Linked DNA regions of Homo sapiens: region 1 is linked to region 2. Evidence: read pairs that join two places in POLR2A ChIA-PET (ENCODE). Cell type or tissue: B cell. All regions are shown on one strand. Links, peaks and the distances in the headings refer to the core of each region. The heading gives the core; the rest is flanking DNA.

Region 1 (5,386 bases), core at 145-5,144, 69 kb before region 2:
ATATAGATTTTTCATCATCTGGAAACAAATTTATTTCTCTATTCAAGTTCCATTAATTATTTTCTACTAAATGCTGGTTTGTAGAACAAAACATAATGCTGCATTTTTACCAAATTCTGGCAAAAACAAATCTTTTAGATAAATATTGTCAAAGCTGCAGTACAGTCCTATGTAAGGAATGTTAATCTTAAAAACAAATTCTAGAATTAGTTATTGATTTCAAAATTTGAAATACAATTTTGAGAGAAATACAAAGTTGCCCCTTTAAGAAAGAGAGAGAGAATTAACTTAGTTCTTTTGCTAACCATGTTAGCAAACTAGACGGTAGGTCTTTGGTAATCCTTCCGAAGAGCCATCATTAAGACTAAACTAATAGTCTCATTATTCCTTCCACCCTATTGCCTCTGGGTCATGTTACAAGGAATGCCATCATTGAGATCACTCTCTGTGTGGCTCTGTGGAAACCTACCATCTGGCAGGTGACAGTTGCCATTATTAAAAAAATGGGACTAACAAGATAATAACATAGAAATTGTGGCAAAGTTGTTTTTTAATAAAAGCATTGAGCTATGGTTAATTTTTAAAATCCACATCCAAACCTTGGCACTTGGAGATGAGCTATAAAGAAAAAAGAAAGTAATGATTTTTGGTAAGTTTGATGTAAACACATTTCCCAGGCTCTGATGTTGGCTGCCAGGCTACTAGGGACCACATTGCCAAAGCTTATTTTTTAAGACACACAAGTCAGAGCTCAGAAGTAACCTTTCTTTTGTAACATTTCTGCTCTTATTATTATTTTTGCCTGTCAAATCTTACCAAATAGTTGGTACAGCATGCTGTCTTCATTTTTTCCTTAAACAAACCCCAGCTACATTAAAGAGTTTGTACATGGAGACTTCGGGAGAACCAAGCCAAACATTGGGTCCCTGATGAATGTGACTGCAGACATTCTGGAGCTGGATGTTGAGGTAAACCATTTTGTTGTGGAATGCACATTGGCAAATTGAATTCAACCAAAGTTATGCTCTTTGGCATTAAGCCATTTTAGTATCACCCACCTCCATAGGTATTTGAGAATGGTGAAAATCTCACAGTAACATTGTATTGAAGGGAGGGACTGTCTTCGGATTTTTTTTTTTAATATGAGGTCTCATTTATGTTCCTTGAAAATATATAGCTAATTTATTAACTGTGCTTTACATGTAGTATCAAATCTAAACCCTTAAACCAAGCACGGAAATAGTCATTTCCATACCTGTTGCGTTTTATAAAGACTTTAAAGCAGCATATTCAGAAACATGGATTCACAAGGGTAGAAAGTGAGGTGAGCCAATGGTTCTTCATAAAAGCAGTTCTATAAGGACCCCTGTGATGTGGTCCAAGTTCTCTGCTCTTACAGTCTGAATTGAAACAAGGTTAAATTCTAAAGTAATTGTAAGAATGGTTCTGTCGGGCAAGTCTCCATAAATATTTCATTTGAGTATCAATAGGTGTTGAGTCACGAGTGGTGTTTCTTCATGAAAATCTGACTAGGAATAGAGTACCTCCCCCGCTCCTCTCCCCAGAATCTTAGGACTTGGGGATTTGTACTTGGGAATAATATCAAAGTTATAGAAAGAAGTGGGCATAGTTGCCCAATGTGAAAACATCTATGGTAATCAAATGATCACTGGAGTATTACTTCCTTACCAGCAATTCTCTCAAGTGCTCTGGGATTAGATTAGCTCCTGCAGTACAGCCAGTGATCGTGCCCTCAAGGTTGCAGGGAGCCTCTTCAGTGAAACTATCATTTGGAGGAAGAAAACCTTCTGTTAAAGAAAATCTCTACTCATCATCTTTTTTTTTTTTTGAGACAGGGTCTTGCACTGTCACCCAGGCTGGAGTGCAGTGGTGCGATCACGGGTCACTGCAACCCTGACCTCTCGGGCTCAAGCGATCCCCTGCCTCAGTCTCCCGAGTAGCTGGGACCACAGGCATGAGCCACTATGCCTGGCGTTTTTTTGTTGTTGTTGTTGTTGAGATGGGGTCTCACCGTGTTGCCCAGGCTTGCATTAATCTTTTTTTACTTTAATTCTCAGAACAGTTAGGAGTGTCAAAGACTCACAGGCCAGTGTTTCTCAACACTGACTGCCCACTGGAATCACTTGTGGAGCTTTTTAAGCACTACAACTTGCCTCCCCTCCACACACACACACACACACACACACACACACAAGATTGTGATCAGTCATGTTTTATTTTCAGCTTGAGAAAACACTCATTAATTTACATTTGGGTGTTTGGTATATGGCTATATTCTGAAACAGAACAAAAATATCTTCTTGAGATTTGTAAAAGACACACACACACATAGCTATTTAGGCTTTTCTAATAAATTTTTTTTGAAGCCAGTACGTGAAGTGACTCATGGATTAATGAAAAAATTTTCAGTAAATAATTTTATGTTTTAAACTTTAAATGTCAATAAAAGCCACAGATAGATACGGTGGGTTTTTTTTTTTTTTTAACTTTCTCTTAAAGTAGATCCCCTAGCCTTTGATAGACCTGGTATGTGTTTATGTGGAGACAAATAGTCTGTTTACTGTAATTTCATTCTGACTCAAAGATCAAGGTTTTGTCCTAGAAGAACAAAATAAAGGTAAGTAGAGATAGATGAACTGGATTTTAAAGAAACAGAAATTCTACAGAACTGAAGCACAAAGATCCTTAATCCTTTTCTGGTTCCAGGTCATCTTTCATAATCATTTATTTCACATTTTGTTGCTGTGTTACAACAAGACTATAGGCTTATAGACTACTTGAATATTTGTTAAATGCAAGATGAGAGAATAAAAATGATCAGAAGAATAAAAGTTTCTGAGACTTCTGAGGGAAAATTGGTGGTCACTTGAATTTGTTTGCTACTTTTACCCATAAATACTTTTTTTTTTTTTTTTTTTTCTGAGATAGATAGGGTCTCATTCTGTCACCCAGGCTGGAGTGCTGTGGCGTGATTTCGGCTCACTGCAACCTCTGCCTCCTGGGCTCAAGCTGTTCTCCTGCCTCAGCTTCCTGAGTAGCTAGGACTACAGGCGTGTGCCACCATGCTTGGCTAAATTTTGCATTTTTAGTGGAGACGGGGTTTTGCCATGTTGGCCAGGCTGGTCTTGAACTCTTGACTTTGAGTGGTCTGCCCACCTTGATCATGTTGATCTATATAATTGATCGGCCTCCCAAAGTGCTGGGATTAAAGGTGTGAGCCACCACACCTGGCCCCATAAATACCATTTAAAAAATTTAAATGTATTCTCTTATCAGTCAAAAAGCACAGTTAATAACCAACTGAGTAGCCAAATACTGCTACTCAATTAATTCAGAAGACCTCAGGCCCAAGAATACCTAGAACAGACTTGAGGGTTAATTTATGGTATTCAATAGCTCTTTTCTTCAAATGCAGTTTCTTCTGTTGCACTATATTAAAACTATTAAATTTATACAGCATTACCAGCAAATGCTTACCACAACAGTAATATCTGTTTTAATGACTTCTTTTCTCCCTTCTAGTCTGTAGATGTTGACTGGCCACCTGCTCTGGATGACTAGCTTTCAAATTTGGAGACAAAGAGTATGGTTTTCCTGGCATGATGTGGACATCCATGGAGCACATGCCGTAAAATGGCTGTTTACCCACCATAACGGTGTCTTGAAAACTATTTGGATCATGTTGATCTATATAATTGTTAATTTGTTGTAACATCTCAGGATCTATATATGTGTATATTTTGTGTTAAATTGTTCCAAGGATGTCTTAGGATTTTTCTCATTCCCTCTTTCACCCCCACAAACCAAACTATGAATAATGAAATAATTCTCCTTAATTCTTTCATTTAGAGAGGTGCACAAACAGGACACATTCTCTGTTAACCTAAGAAGCTGTAATTTCAGCAAGATTTCCCTCCACAAGAGATATACCACCTTTAAAATCATGTTCTAATTTTTGTAAATTATCTGAATAAAAGTTATATCTAGATTTATGCAGCATAATATCCTATAATAGTCTAAGATTGCAAATGCAAATCTGACATCATTATTTTCCCCAGGAAGCCTCAAACAAGCTATTACCAATGAAGTTCTTTTGGCTGTGATTTGTCATAAATCTTAACCAAACTATGAATAATGAAATAATTCTCATTAATACTTTCATTAAGAAAGAATTTTGACAATCTAAAATTGTCAATATAGGTTTCCTGTGGAGGGAAAGTAAAACCGTAGGAGCCAAGGCATGCCATGGTAGGAGCCTTTCATAAATCTTTTAAATAAGGAGAAACAAGTGCCTTTAATAACTTCAATCCCAGGGTTAAGAATTTGAAAAATTGAGATTGCTAAACAAAGACGAACTGGTATTATTTCAGAATGCTTCAATATATTATCCAATTATAAACATTTTAATAATACCTTATTAAAGTAGATAGGATATTGTCTCCATTTTATAAATATGGAAACCAAAGACTAGAAGTTAAATGACTTATCCAAAATTGTTAGCTACTTCTATATTGAGGACTAGAACTGAAGTTTCTTGGTTTCTAGGGTCTTTCTAATAAGCCCTATTACTGAGCACCTGTTTGTGTGAAGGGGCAGCTATGGATGCCATTTAAACTCATGTAACTGATAATTAACTTTTGGAATGTAGTTACCAAATCAAAGAGCTTACCAAAAAATAGCCCAAGACTATTTAATACAATCTTATATAGTTACCATTTGTTATTAAGTTAAACCTCAGTTGGTATTATGAAGAGGAAAAACATTAAGCTAAACCTAAAAAAAATGAATGGGTCATTTAAGTTTCAGAAAGGAGCCTCATTACAATTTCAGATTTGAGTATAATTTCCATCACCCTAATTCAACTATTTGAGCTTTTTTTAAGAATACATGTGACTTGACTAGTATTAGATTACTAACCATTTCCCATCTCTATATTAAACATAAATCACAGATACCAAGATTCACTTTAGATATGAGGAAAATGGTTTTAATGGACACAAAGGAGTCAGCCACGTTGGAACCAACATAGTTTCATACCACGTTGAAACCATGTGTTTGATATGCAAATAACAGCAAATAATTTTTTCACTCTTGTCAATGCCAATGCATTGAAAGGCCCAGAAAATGAGAAAAGGATAACAAACTTTTGATAAAAAGGTAAGAATTTCTGTGTGGATGTTCCTCAGTTTCTGGGAAAATTTTGCTACAAAAGAGATTTAAATAATTTAGGAGGCAGTCTTTTGCATGGTATTTTTGGCTTACCTTTGAATCTAGTGGACCTGTAATATGTAAGAATGAAGAATGTGCTTAGCAAACTGAAATGAGAAGATTTCTATTTCTTAAATTTCTATTCCTGAGATTATAT
Region 2 (5,386 bases), core at 166-5,165:
TTTTTTTTTTTTTTTGAGACGGAGTCTTGCTTTATCGCCCAGGCTGGAGTACAGTGGCGCAATCTCGGCTCACTGGAACCTTCACCTCTCAGGTTCAAGCGATTCTTCTGCCTCAGCCTCCCAAGTAACTAGGACTACAGGCAAGCCCACTGTGCACGGCTAATTTGTGTATTTTTGTTTTGTCTTATTTTATTTTATTTTTGTATTGTTAATAGAGACGGGGTTTCTCCGTGTTGGTCAGACTAGTCTCAAACTCCCGACCTCAGGTGATCCGCCTGCCTTGGCCTCCCAAAGTGCTGGGCTTACAGGCGTGAGCCACTGCGCCCGGTTGTATTTTTTTTTTTTTTTTAGAAGAGACGGAGTTTCACCATATTGGCTAGGCTGGTCTCCAACTCCTGACCTCGTGATCCACCCCGCTCTGCCTAACAAAGTGCTGGGATTACAGGCGTGAGCCACTGTGCCTGGCCAAGATACTGAACACCTTTTTACAAATGTACTAGTCATTTGGCTCTCCTCCTTTGCAGAGTACCTGTTTGAGTCTTTTGCACATTAGAAAAGAAAATGGGGCCAGACGCGGTGGCTCACGCTTGTAATCCCAGCACTTTGGGAGGGCGAGGTGGGCAGATCACGAGGTCAGTAGTTCGAGACCAGTCTGACCAACATGGTGAAACCCCGTCTCTACTAAAAATACAAAAATTAGCTGGGCATGATGGCACGCACATGTAATCCCAGCTGCTCAGAAGGCTGAGGCAGGAGAATCGCTTGAACCTGGGAGGCAGAGATTGCAGTGAGCCAAGATCACACCACTACACTCCAGCCGGGGGACAGAGCGAGAAAACATCTCAAAAAAAAAAAAAAATTGGATTATCTATCTTTTTCTTATTGATTTGTAGACATTCTTTATGTATTCTGGATATGAGTATACCAGTTGGGTCCTTTGGGAAGCAAGTACCAATATGAAATTAACAGTGCAAGAGATTTATTGGGGGTAACATCTATGAAAGATAAAGGGGAAAGAAAAAAGTTATAGGCAGGGAAAATCTTAAGATGCAGGTCTGACACTGGTGAAAAGAAAGGGGGAAGGAAGGTAAATTTGGTAGAAAGAAAATGAGATGGGAGTGCATCTTTGAGGAAGTCTCAGTAAATCCAATGGGGAGCTCTAACACAAACACTGTGCACAGAGATAGTTAGCCCTTATACTACCTCTGTACTTAATAATTGGGTAGGTGGCTCCAAGGAAATATGTGGCTTTGGCTTGAAAGCTGAGGCAGATCCTCTCTAGAATGGAGATCTGAGCAGAGCACCTCTATGGATGCCACAGAATTGTTATAAAATATATGCATTGCAAGTATCCTCTCCTAGTCTGTGGCTTGCCTTTTCATTATCTTAGTGAAGCTTTTTAACTTAGTGTTAATTAAGTCTGATTTATTTTCTTTGATAGTGTTTTTTGTGAATGTTAGAGAACTCTTCTTGGACTGAGGTTATGAAAATATTTTCCTATGTTCTAGAAGTTTTATAATACTCAGTAATATTTAATGGAGGCTCTGAAAAACATCTGCGGAATTCTCTGTGTTTCACAGCTAAAGGCCCTGGCTTTGCAAACACACAGGCCTGGATTTGAATCTTAGCTTGTCCTAGATTGTTAGCTGTGAGACTCTGGGCAAGTCCCTTAGCCTCTCTGTGCCTGTTTGCTTATCTGTAAAATAGGGGTAGTAATATGGTACCTACCTCACAGGCTTCTTGTGAGGGCTAATTGAGATCACTAATACAAAGTGCCTGACACAGGGAAAGCCCTCAGAAATGTTGGCAGGTTTTTTTCCTGTTTTATCATAAAAATGTTTGGGGCCAGGCATGGTGGCTCATGCCTGTAATCCTAGCACTTTGGGATGCCAAGGTGGGAGGATCGCTTGATCCAGGAGTTCAAGACCAGCCTGGACAACAAAATGAGACACCATCTCTACAAAAGATTTTTTTTTTTTTAATTAGCCAGGTGTGGTGACACATACCTGTGGTTCCAGCTAAGCCCAGAAGGTCAAGGCTATAGTGAGCCATGATCCTGGCACTGCATTCCAGCCTGGGCAACAGAGAAAGACCCGTCTCAAAAAAAAAAAAAAAAAAAATTCAAATATACAGCCAAACTGAAAGATTTTTTTTCCGGGAACATATGTATACCCACTAACTAGATTCCACCATTAACATTTTGCTGCACTTGCCTTATCACCTGTCTGTTTATTTTTCCATCCCTCTGTCTATCCATTCATCTATCTGGTTTTTAAAAATGTATTTCAAAATAAGTTGCAGACACTGGTACTTTGCCCTCTGAATAAGTCAGCACGTATGACTGTGATTCTTACACTACTCTAATAACCAGAGTGATTGTATCTGTTGGATTCATTGGGGTTCTCCCTCAGATAATTCTAGATAAATGGCCAAATTTCGTCTTTGATACCCCCATTATCTGAGTTACCTGTCTTCCGTTATGTAGTTTATGTAGATGCTTTACATCAATTTAAGCCACATGGTTCTCTTACAAAAAATTAAACCTTATCGAGAGTATGCCCTAGTCCCAGTTAGCATACTGCAAATCACTGCCCAACTCTCTGTAGTGAGGAGGTGTCCTTCCTATTAAGGACAAATAGCTGCAACAGCTGGGTTCAACCACTATGAGTGAATTTTACCAGTACTGTTGGCCAAACCCCACTCCTGCTCTCCTGTTTACTTACTGCATTAGTATTGTTTGAGATCTCTGAAACTCAATTATGTGATTTATAAGGTTGTAAAAAACAAAACTTAAGGGCAAAAAAAAAAAAAACAAAAAACCCATAAAGAATGAGAGCCAGGTGTGGTGGCTCACCCATGTAATTCCAGCACTTTGGAGACCAGGAGTTGGAGACCAACCTGGGCAGCATAGTGAGACCCCCATCTGTACAAAAAAAAACAAAAAAAAATTAGCCAGGTTTGGGGGCATGCACCTGTAATATTAGCTACTTGAGAGACTGAGGTGGGAGGATCACTTGAACCCAGGAGTTTGAGGCTGCAGTGAGCTATGAACACACCACTGCACTCCAGTCTGGGTGACAGAGCAAGACCCTGTCTCTTAAAAAAAATTCATAAATAGTTTGGTGTGTGGCAGCAGACCCAGATCCTGTCATCACTTTTGCCTGCTGTCCCTCCTATCTAAGACAAGTTCATGTGCTGCCGTCTTTAAAGCACACTTTAGGAGAAAGGGATAGTCCCTAAAGTAAAAACTATACCTCTGAGGAAACCTGCCCCACTCACCTATTTTCATTTAAGGAACTGAAACATAAGATTAATGAACACCCAGAGAAATGAAATCTTAGTACATAAAAACTCCAAAAAGCATTCGTAAAATATCCATTGTTAAAAATTTTCTTGGCTGGGCACAGCGGCTCACACCTGTAATCTCAACATTTTGGGAGGCTGAGGCAGGAGGATTGCTTGAGCCCAGGATTTCAAAACCAGCCTGGGCAACATAGCGAGACCCTGTCTCTATTTAAAAAAAAAAAAAAAAATCGGCAGGGCGCAGTGGCTCACGCCTGTAATCCTAGCACTTTGGGAGGCCGAGGCGGGCATATCACTTGAGGTCAGGAGTTTGAAACCAGCTTGGCCATCATGGTGAAAACCCATCTCTACTAAAAATACAAAAAATTAGCTGGGCATGGTGGTGCACGCCTGTAATCCCAGCTACTCAGGAGGCTGAGGCAGGAGAATCGCTTGAAGCTGGGAGGTAGAGGTTGCAGTGAGCCGATCTCGTGCCACCGCACTCCAGCCTGGGCGACAAAGCAAGACTACATCTCAAAAAAAAAAAAAATCTCTTTTTAATCTTTTTGTTTATATTGTGTAGGCCCTATACTGTGGTATGCTAGTTTTGCGTATATAGCACTGCCTAGAAGTATGACACAGTGTGCTAACTTGGGTTTCTCTAACTGTAGTAATGTCTGATGTGTCACAACCATGAGATCCAGTGATTACTTGTTCCAATTTAGAATTAACATTTTTCAGAACAAGTAATGAAGTCATCATCACCTTCAAGTCATATGGTGCCTCTTTTATGTCTCAACAGGAGAGAGTTAGTTCAATTTTAAGGTTGGAAGGAACCCTGTAGATCATTTAGTTCATCTCCCTCGTTTTACACATGAGGAAAATGAGGCACAGGAAGTTTAAGTACCTTGCCCGTGTTCATTAGGTAGTTAATTGCTGAGTTGAAACTTGAAACCAGACCTCCAGACTCTTTGTTTCTTTTTCACTATGTCACATCACATTTCAAAATATGACCTAAGATATAAAACAATATAACTGGCAGCCATAATCTTACTAATAAAAATGCAAATATATGAAGGTTTAGCGTTCACAGGTTCCATATCTTTTAAGACTCTTCATGTTCTTTTCCCCAAAATTCTCAATTCAATACCTGTGTAGGAAAAGTAAAAATCAGTGCATTTACTTCTTTAATTAAAGGCATTGACTGTGTCTTGTTCATCTTTTATTCCCTAGAGTGGCTAGTACAGTGCCTTTAGCATTGTAGATGCTCATTAAATGTCGAATAAAATATAAATTATTACACATTGAATCACACCAGTATTGATATGAGTGACAATGTATCACCACTGGGCGTTAGATACCATCAAGAAAAACAAAAAGAGGCACAAGGCTCAACTCCTACCCAAAGTGATAACTATGCCTGCAGAGAGGTATGATAGTGATTATATTAAGACGGGTATCAAAATCATGGATTACTGTCATGAAAGCAAGCAAGCTGGGCCAACCAGTTACTAAGTTCATATGTATATTTTACTTATTTATTTTTAGATTGAGATGGAATCTCACTATTGTTGCCCAGAGCTGGTCTCAAACTCCTGGGCTCAAGCAGCCCTCCCACCTCAGCCTGCCAAAGTGCTGGGATTATAGGCGTGAACCACTACTCCCGGACCTAAATTCTTTAATAACATTCAAAGTCTTTAATTTTTTGCTAAAATATGTTTATTTTTAAATTACAACCTAAAAAAAGACACATATAAAACATTAAAGAAAGGCTGGGCATGGTGGCTCACACCTGTAATCCCAGCAGTTTGGGAGACCATGGTGGCAGGATCAGTTGAGGCTAGGAGTTCAAGACCAGCCTGGGCAACATGGTGAGACCCTGTCTCTATAAAACAAAACAAATAAACAAAATTAAATAAAGATTGGAGAAAAGAAGAAAACTCACTTATAATTCTGCCTCACTAATACAGACATCACCTACGTGCATGTGTGAGTATGTGTGTATGTGTTGTCTTCTAGAGCTTTTTCATATGCAGGCTTTGGTTTATTTCTTCTGCTATTACTTGATCATGGTAAAAAAATTAAGGCAGAGAAAATGAAAGTC

The links. Peaks named below come from ENCODE experiments on the same cell type or tissue, not always from the same donor. Only the 100,000 strongest peaks of a DNase experiment are listed, where the experiment ranks them.
Region 1: POLR2A ChIA-PET joins it to region 2 with 5 read pairs; 6 of 35 experiments call an interaction of 5 or more read pairs at or near these places.

What each region holds. Positions count from the first base shown.
Region 1 is chr2:60,940,591-60,945,976 of GRCh38, reverse strand. PUS10 (pseudouridine synthase 10) reads left to right here. Exons shown (of 18, transcript NM_144709.4): 17 at 869-968; 18 at 3,544-5,386. The coding sequence ends at 3,582. Among named protein-coding and RNA genes, the nearest start is that of REL, 62 kb to the right of the region's middle. In B cell, for the core only: no CTCF peak of the experiment used is centred there; no DNase peak of the experiment used is centred there; H3K27ac peaks cover 207 bases.
Region 2 is chr2:60,871,408-60,876,793 of GRCh38, reverse strand. The region is part of intron 1 of REL-DT (REL divergent transcript); the gene reads left to right. Among named protein-coding and RNA genes, the nearest start is that of REL-DT, 7.2 kb to the left of the region's middle. RefSeq lists enhancers at 3,012-3,061, 3,092-3,191. In B cell, for the core only: no CTCF peak of the experiment used is centred there; a DNase peak (open chromatin) is centred at 3,253; H3K4me3 peaks cover 994 bases; H3K27ac peaks cover 3,488 bases.